Linked DNA regions of Homo sapiens: region 1 is linked to region 2. The links are chromatin contacts, found by Hi-C or POLR2A ChIA-PET in ENCODE. All regions are on one chromosome and are shown on one strand. The core of a region is the stretch at or near the end of the contact, and the rest is flanking DNA. Distances in the headings are between cores, read along the strand shown.

What was found. Hi-C counts contacts between places; a loop is a spot of excess contacts on that map. ChIA-PET counts read pairs that join two places held with the same protein, here RNA polymerase II (POLR2A). Pooled maps may share reads with other maps.
Region 1: a loop to region 2 is called in a map of mammary epithelial cell, with 2.6 times the contacts of the local background. The contact joins two enhancer-like sites. A Hi-C loop is called at or near these places in 3 of 168 maps with a recorded cell type or tissue (IMR-90, MCF 10A and mammary epithelial cell) and 1 of 50 pooled maps. POLR2A ChIA-PET finds 5 or more read pairs at or near these places in 1 of 52 experiments (MCF 10A).

Annotation. Positions count from the first base shown.
Region 1 is chr13:106,505,658-106,509,846 of GRCh38, reverse strand. All of the region lies in intron 2 of EFNB2 (ephrin B2), which reads left to right. Among named protein-coding and RNA genes, the nearest start is that of EFNB2, 28 kb to the left of the region's middle. Within about 2 kb of position 1,811, at least 5 of the 41 ENCODE cell types and tissues checked have a DNase peak (open chromatin) inside an H3K27ac peak, as active enhancers do; they include mammary epithelial cell, where a contact is called at or near this core.
Region 2 is chr13:106,154,169-106,158,283 of GRCh38, reverse strand. It overlaps the pseudogene RNA5SP38. Among named protein-coding and RNA genes, the nearest start is that of LINC00460, 220 kb to the left of the region's middle. Within about 2 kb of position 1,668, at least 5 of the 41 ENCODE cell types and tissues checked have a DNase peak (open chromatin) inside an H3K27ac peak, as active enhancers do; they include mammary epithelial cell, where a contact is called at or near this core.

The DNA of each region.
Region 1 (4,189 bases), core at 562-3,061, 350 kb before region 2:
AGCAAAGCTCATTGATCTACAAGTTTCCCTAGAAAGGAAATGGGAAATGCAGAGAACAAATGTTAAAATAGTTTTAGAAATTAATATTGACTTTGTATTGCTTCTGCATAAGTTCCAAGACACCAAAACAATGAATGGATTTTAAAAAGTCACTACTTTGCATATCAGACAAATGCACACACACACACACACACACACACACACACACACACACACACAGTCAAGCTCTGTACTGGCTTTTTTGAGAAGGAAAGTGTTTGAAGTTAGTAATTTTTATATCAGTACATTTATAAATAGTGCTAGGTAGCATGACGGAAAGTATTAAAATTTACATGTATATTTTTAACACTTCAAATCGTTGGTTCACTTTGAGACAGTAAATAATATTAGCATTTGAGTTCAGCTTTAATAAATTCTACATGGGTTTAACCCCAAATCTGAGTGTCTAGTTGGTAAGCGCCTTCAGAACGAGCAGTGTTATAATAAATATGTTATTGTGTGCTGGTTTCTTTCCATGGAGAGGAAAAAGAGACCTGATGCTTTGGAGGAGTGCTTGACTTTTCCCCAGTGAGGAGTAGTCCAGAGGGACTGACTTGCATTGGGGAGTACCCTACATGAACAGCATTTCAGAAGAATTAAACCAGGAACCTAGAGTCCTACTTGCTAGTCCTGCTTCCTAAGCTTAATGAGAAAGTCAATTTTATTTCTTTGAACTTTAATTTATTTCCCTAAAAAACGCTTTTAGTATTGTCATTGTTCTGGCTAATGATGGCGGTCTCCTCCAGTTTCAAGCCACCTTAGGGCTGGGCATACAAATGCAATATAGGATCACTTGTTAGTGTGGTTTCAAATGGACATGATCCTCTGTAAATTCTTTAAAAACATTTAATTTGATTTGTGGTGTTACCTGCTTTAAAATATAGTCATCACACTTGTGAGTTTCAGACGTGAATATGAATTTTTAATTTGAACTGTATTTTTAAACACACTAAGTATTAACTAAGTCCCCTTAGGAGATATGTGGCAAACTGATATGCATCCTCATTCATTCTTCTCATAGATGGTTATTTGTTTTTTAACTTGTGGCAAAATTATATATGAATGGTCACCGACTTAAAATAGTTCCACTTAAATTTTTCAACTTTCTGATGGGTTTATTGGAGTATTAAATGTATTTTCAATTTAATGATATTTTCAGCTTACCTTGTGCTTATCAAGTATCAAGACATAGCCCCACCTAAGTCATGGAGCATCTGTATATGGGTTTTTATTCTTGTTTAGAATTGACTTTTTCAAGTGACCTATTTCAGTAATTAGCCCTGGGCCTGATTTGCATAATGAGATCTCCTAATCTTCAAGTAATGCAAAGATGGAGATATTATGGCCATGTGGTCTGAAGAGACCTTTTCTTTATTATGTTCAGATCTTTAATTGCCTTAAAAATAGAGTAGCTAATTTACCTAACCTCTAGTTATTTTATTATTGTCTTTAAAGTTTTTTTTAATGTTCATGAAATAACTGTTCTGAAATTGCCTATTTTCAAGGGAAGCTGTGTCTTAGACTTACTAAATGCTCCAGTTGATACTGGGAAAGCCTTCTTGTGTTCGTAGCCTTTATCCGTAGAGTTTTCTTTGCAGCATTTTCTGTGCCTGGTTTAGTTTCTTTTCAGAGGCGACACCCAGAGCTGAATGAGTCAGCAGGTTTGGTGTGTCGACCCTTTGCAACAGCTGTCCTTACGAAGGTTCTGTGGGCTGGTTATTCTACCTTCGCATAAAACCTTGCAAAATAACCCACAAAGAGGTTTTCGTCACACTACCAAAATCATGTGAGTCAGAGATGGATGAAAAATGAATGCCATTGTGTTCATACTTTTCCAGTGAACAGTAGCTACAGCAGAGCTGTTAGACAAAGAAAACCGTATTAATGAAGCGCCTCCCAATTTAGCTTCATATGGCTTTTGCATTATTTTGCTGCAAATCCATAGCTAAGACACATCTTGTGGCATAGTCCGTAAGTCATCTTTCCGAAGGACTGTTTGATTAAAGGTTGTTCTGTGAGATCCACCCTGTGTTGTTCATGGCATCCTCTTGGAGGCCTCCCTCACTCTCCATGCCTTGGCAAAGTCTTCCTTAAGGAACACTGAACAAGTCTGGAGAAGCTGCCATTTCTTAGGGCCCTCATTGGTTCAGTTGTCTATAGCTTTTTATTTTTTATTTTTTTTTTAATAAAGAGTATGTAAAATTGGAAAGCTTCACAAACAGCTTTGCTATTTTTTAGACATGTACTCCACTTCTAAGCAAAATCACAAAATAAAGTAAAATGCTTCCACAAATATAATGAAACAATATTCTTAAAGAATCAAAGCAGAAGAACTTCAGAGTCTGTTGCTTATGTTAAGCATATATTTGTTTTCTTCTCTGCTTTTGATTTACTTATTTCTGGGGTGTAGGTTTGGCAAGTAGTACTGAAACGTACTGAATGCACTGTTCTTTAGCAAGATAGTTACAGGAGCTTTCAAATGTCCTCTTAACATATAGATTTCTTTTAGAATATAGAATAATGTGTGGGCTGTATAAAGCGATTATGTGCTTTATTTGATGAATTATTTATGTACGATAAATGTAGCAAAAGCCACATTTCCATCATTAAATGTAATCCCATTTGGTGATACAGCAACATCAGCCTGTCATTTGGGTCCTCTGATTGAGGGGTGAGGATTTCTGTTTGATACCTTGTGCATAATGGCTGCGTTCAAGCATTTAAACTCATTTTTATTTCTAACCTACAGCTGTCATCTTTGTAATAGGATATTCATCAGAATCTTGCCAGAGACTGTGCATTTGGGATCTTGGGGGATACAGCACCACCACCACCCTCCCCCTGTCCAAGAGAAACAGATCAACATCTTAGGTTGAGAGTCTGGGGTCTGGAAGACCCGAGTTCCTGAGTGCCCTTTGACAAGTAACTTAACCCCTGTCTGCCTCAGTCTCTTCATCTGTAAAGTGGGGATAATGACAGCACCTGCTTCACAGGGTTGATGGGAATCCAGATGTGGTGGGATATAGAAAATGCTTATTACTTCCACCTTTGACACCAAATACATATAACTAAGAGTTAACTTTGGAGCAGGGGAGGAAGTGTGAGGCTCCAGGCTGGAGGCAGACCTGTGTTCGGCTGCAAGCTGGAGAGGATGGACCCCAAAAGCTTGGCTGATTTGAAGTCCATCCATAAAATGGAACTCCAGAGAGTTTACACGTTTCAGTAATGCTGCATAACTTAATTATAAGATCTTCTCTCTTTGTCTTCTTTCAGTGTTATAAAAGCTCTTTTGTCCTTGAGCTTCCTTTACCAAGAAACATGCATTTATGTATCTTTTTGTTCATGGAATTGCCCAAGCTTGTTAGCAGATCCTTTGTAAGACCCAAAAGAGACAGACAGGGGAGGAGTCTTCAGATACATATAATCATTTTTCCCAATTTCCATGTTACCAGCCTTGCCAGGACTTTTTCTCAGTTCCCTGTTACACAATGAAAATAGTGTCTCTTTATTGATAATTTTAGTAGCATCCTAATGTGGTATAAATCGTCTTCCAGAGAAGAAAATGTGTCAGGGTTGCGTTATCACTGAGGCTAGCTGGGAAAGTAGATCAGCCCATTAGTCTGATAATTCGAAGCGTTGTTTCTGTTATTTCTGAACATCATGTGAACTCCTTTTCTGGGTGTATTAAAGGTTTTCCCAGTGTGTGTCAGTGAGACTCCTGATTGAATTTAATATGAATAAAGATAAATTCTTTACATTTAAGGATTAAAGTCTCAGCTTCTGCTTAACTTGAGATTGCACTGAGAAACTCCTGGCTCTCGGGTATAGCGGAGTCACGACCTGGGGATGTCTGTCCCATATGGCTCTGTGTGTAAGAAGAAAAAGCTGCTGTGGACGGAGACTCTGTTCACATTAAATGACATCACCTAAGCCATCATGACAGCAAGAATTATTTAGGAATTGCTCAGAATAAAACTGCCTTCATTATTTCATAAAATGTATCTTGGTATCTTTAGCACCTTATTTATGGCTTTTTAAAGGTTCACTGGGATTTATAAATAATTGGACAATGCTAGAGACCTAGTACAAGAATGAAAGAGGACAGGCTTCTTTCTTAATAACCTTTAAACATTCATCAGGAAGATAAAAC
Region 2 (4,115 bases), core at 419-2,918:
CATCCCTGCCAGTTTGCCTGGGGGCTTCTGTTTCCCTAAATCCTTCCCAGCACTCAACAATGTTACTTGTTTTAATTTTTCCAGAGCTGACCAAAATATAGCTCATCCGTTTCCAGTGCAAGTAAAAGGTGAGAGGCTAGGTGGGTGTTTAGAACATTTCAGTGTATGTGGAACTATGACTGTGCAGAGACCCTGGGAGGTGGTCTGACCCAACTCTGCCACATGCGGGGGGCTCTATTTCACCACTGCTGCCTCCTTGGCACTGCTTTTTGAGGCACATTGATAATTTAGCTACTCTGTGTTAAAGATAGCGATGTAGACTGACTGATTAGCCTGATGTAAAAAAAAAAAAAAAAAAAAGCGTTTGGCAAATACAACCCTATGTGGTCCATATTTGAATATTTTTTCACAAGTCAACTGCTTGATTATATAGCTAAGAAAAACAAAGGCCAGAGATTTTACATGGCTTATCCAAGCTCTCTTCTCTTTAGGAAAATAAATTTCAGGAAGGTTGAACAATTGGCAGAGAAACACTGAAATAAAAATCAATGACATTGATGGGGCTTGGCCTCAGGGGGCCTTCCGCTGGTTTTTACCTATGGCCTGTATCTCTCAGTAGTTCCAGTTTCTGCTAATGACGTCCACTTGTAAGGAGGACAGAGCCTGGATTATAGGAGACGCTAGATACATATTGCCCAAATTGACAAATGAGTCAAAATGGGGAGCATATCAAAATCTATGTGGTGTGTGCATGTATTGAAAACATGTCCCAGAAAATCAAAATATTGTGCCTCCCAAAGAATCATACACCTACCCTCATCCTCCACTTTTTCCTCTCTTCCCTTTCCCAGGACCTATATGAGAGTATTAATTGCAGACTGACCCCAATAACGACAGAGTTTGAATAAGAAATATAGTAGTGTAGTAGGTTCACTGATTCTATGAAAAAATATGAAGCAACAAAACAGGGCACATGTGGTATAAACAGCATGGGATATGGGTGGATAGACCATTTGTTTAAAGTTTACGGCAGATATCATCACTGTAATACACAATATATCATGGGACAAGTTATATTAGGCTTTATGTAAATAGAGGCAATGATATGGGAACAATGGCTTTTAAAATTTACCAATAGGGCACAATCTAGAATATTAAGCAAAAATTAGTCCAAACTTTGGTTGTATAAAATTGAAGAGAGGTAATTTTGATAGGGATAAATGCTAAACTATTGATAAAAAAAATACAGAAATATTTTTTAGGTGAGATGTTGTGGTCTAAGGGTACTGTTTGTGAGAATAGATGGCTGCTTTCATTCAGAAAGGCAACATGGCGTTAAAGGTAGTTATTTCGTGAGGCCTAGCAGAATAGGTTACACTGAGACCAGAAAATACATTAAGTGAGTATCAGCTTAATAAGCAATGAATAGACAGAAGAAGACGCCCTGAGGAAAAGAGGTGCACTGTGAGCTTGAGAACCAGACCATACTGCAAGTCACCATCCCTCCGTGTTCTCCAAGGAAGGAGATGATGCACTTTCTTAACTCCTGTAATTTCTGTGGCTGTGACTCACTGGGCTGGTGTAAGAGAACAAGTATTTACACCGCTGTTCTCAATCAGTAGTCAAGCTTTGAAAAGGAAATAAGGAATAACTTTCCCATATTTGGAGGTAACAAGTGTAGCAAGATGGCACAATCCCTCCCTCTCAAAGGAGCTATGAGGTTTTACTAATAGTGGCTATTACTCATCCAGAGGCCAGCGCCTCTGCCAGCACAGGGTCCCCTTATACTTTACTGGAGAATTTTAGTTTTTATCATAGAGCATTGATGTGTCACATTAAAAATGTTTACAAAGCATTTTATAATCATTATTTACTGCCTTACATAGCAACCCCACGCTGCAGTTCAGTCCTGCCTTTTAAACAGCATGAACCACCTACTCACACATAGGACCCAACTCCAGAAGGCTCCTCTTGACATTTTTGGCTGAACTATCATTTAATCTGGATCAAAGTTAAATTTTAAAAGTTGCTGTGGTCAAAGAAAAAAGGATAGATAATTTAGCTTTCTTTTGTGCTTTTAGGATTACGATGATAGCAGATTTGTAAGAAAAGAAAATTCCTTTAAAATTAAAGGTCATGTCTTTGACTCTGTCAATTTCTCTTTGTTCAAAAATGAATAAGAAGATATTAAAGAAAAATATACAAGCACAAAAGGAGTCATTAAAATTTATTTTCCAAGCTATTTGTTGAATATAGTGTAGAAATGAGTCAGGAACAGGACATTTTTTACACTAAAGGGATTAAACAGAAAGACCAAAGCTAGTTTGTGCCTTTTAAATCAAATTGTTTTCAATGTCTGCAATGTAGACTGCATTTATGACTTGACATTTATTAAAAATAGCATCAGTTAATTTTTCAATTTTTAAGGAATTCAATAAAGTAATGTCTTAGTTATGCTTGAAAGTTATGTTGGAGGCTAGACCGTGGAAGAAATGTATTAGGTTAATTTAAATTTTGGTTGATATTAATTCATATCTTAAAGAAAAAACAGTTCTTGTGATTCCAGTGAACATGAGAAATAGTCTATGAAACAGAATTCTGGGAGAACTGCTACATGACTTGAGTCATTTTAAGCTAGACGGACTCAACATTCAGGAATATCCCTTGGGGAATTTCCTGAAATTGACAATGAGTAAGACACCCTAGGAGAATCCTTTTCCATTTTGGAGGTGATTTCCCATGCTCCCTGTCTTATTTTTCTGTCTTCTGATTGAAATAGAAACCCCGACATGTGTCTACCACCAAACCACCCTGAACGTGCCCAATCTCATCTGATCTCACAAGCTAAGCAGGGTCGGGCCTCGTTAGTACTTGGATGGGAAAAATTCCAGCAAGTACTCGTTTTGTTGGTGCATATGTTATGATACGTGTGCACCAGTTACACAATAAAATAGTATTTGTAAAAAAGTATAAGCAGAGAGGAGTATGCGGTTGTTACTCAAAAGTAAATTATCAAGTAGACAAGTTAATTAGCAACTGATTCAAGGAATTTTTTGGATAATATTGTATTTCATTTGAATAAGGATGCATCTTAAAATCTACTGGTATACCTCTTTTTCCAAAATTGAAGTGAAAGTAGTAATACAATATGGAGCTTTGGAATTTATTCTGAAGGATACTGTAGCTTATGAGTGGTCATGGAGCTGATTAAATAAATGTTGTTTAAGCAATTACTCCCAGAGTGAACACAGTTTCTCCCATTCGGGGCATTTCCCTTACAACTTCTATTGTATTTCTTTGAATTTTGGAAATCACAACTGGCCTTGTATGCATTGTCGTTATGGTATCTCCCAAGAGATAGCAGCATTCCTACAGGGTTTAAGTGGAACTGATGCATTTATGTGCGTTTATTTATTTGCTCCAAGACATGATGTTTCCCCATTACTATGGTCAGAACTAGGAACGGAGCCTGAGAATTTGTGTCTAGGCCTTTATTCTAACTAACAACAACACTCGATCCCACTACAAAAAAAAAAAAAAAGTAATCTGCCATGTCAGAAAAAAAAAAGGGCCTTCAGCTCCAGTAAATTGCAGGGTTATACTTTAAAAGAAAAAAAAAAAGGAAAGAAAAGAAAAAAAAAAGTAAGGCAACTTTCATTTGAAAGGTTTAGGATTCTAGCAGGACATACTGCTTTTATATCTTTGAGTACTGCTCAAAGATTTCTGCTGAAGTACCATGCAATTTTCTCTAAGTGCATAGAGAACTCACATTCAAGCTTTTCTCTTCCTCTTTCGCCCTTTCATCCTGCAGTGTGCATTAGTGGAAAGGGCAGTGTTCTTTCCAGAGGAGAAGGAAGTTGATCTAGGAGAGGGTGAGCTGAGCCTGGGCTCCAGGCAGCCAGTGCTCTCTGCTGCCCTGGAATTGTGCCCCCTCTTTATAATGGGTTGAAATACTCACATTTTGGCAGTGGGTTGTGTTTGTGTGTGTTGTCACATTGCTATCGGGCCTTACTTATTTGAGCATGGAAAATGTTTCCTGCAAATAGTTTTACATAATTTCTTTTTCTGATGCTATGAAGGTTAGGATTCCTGTATGATCTATTTTTATAGTGAGA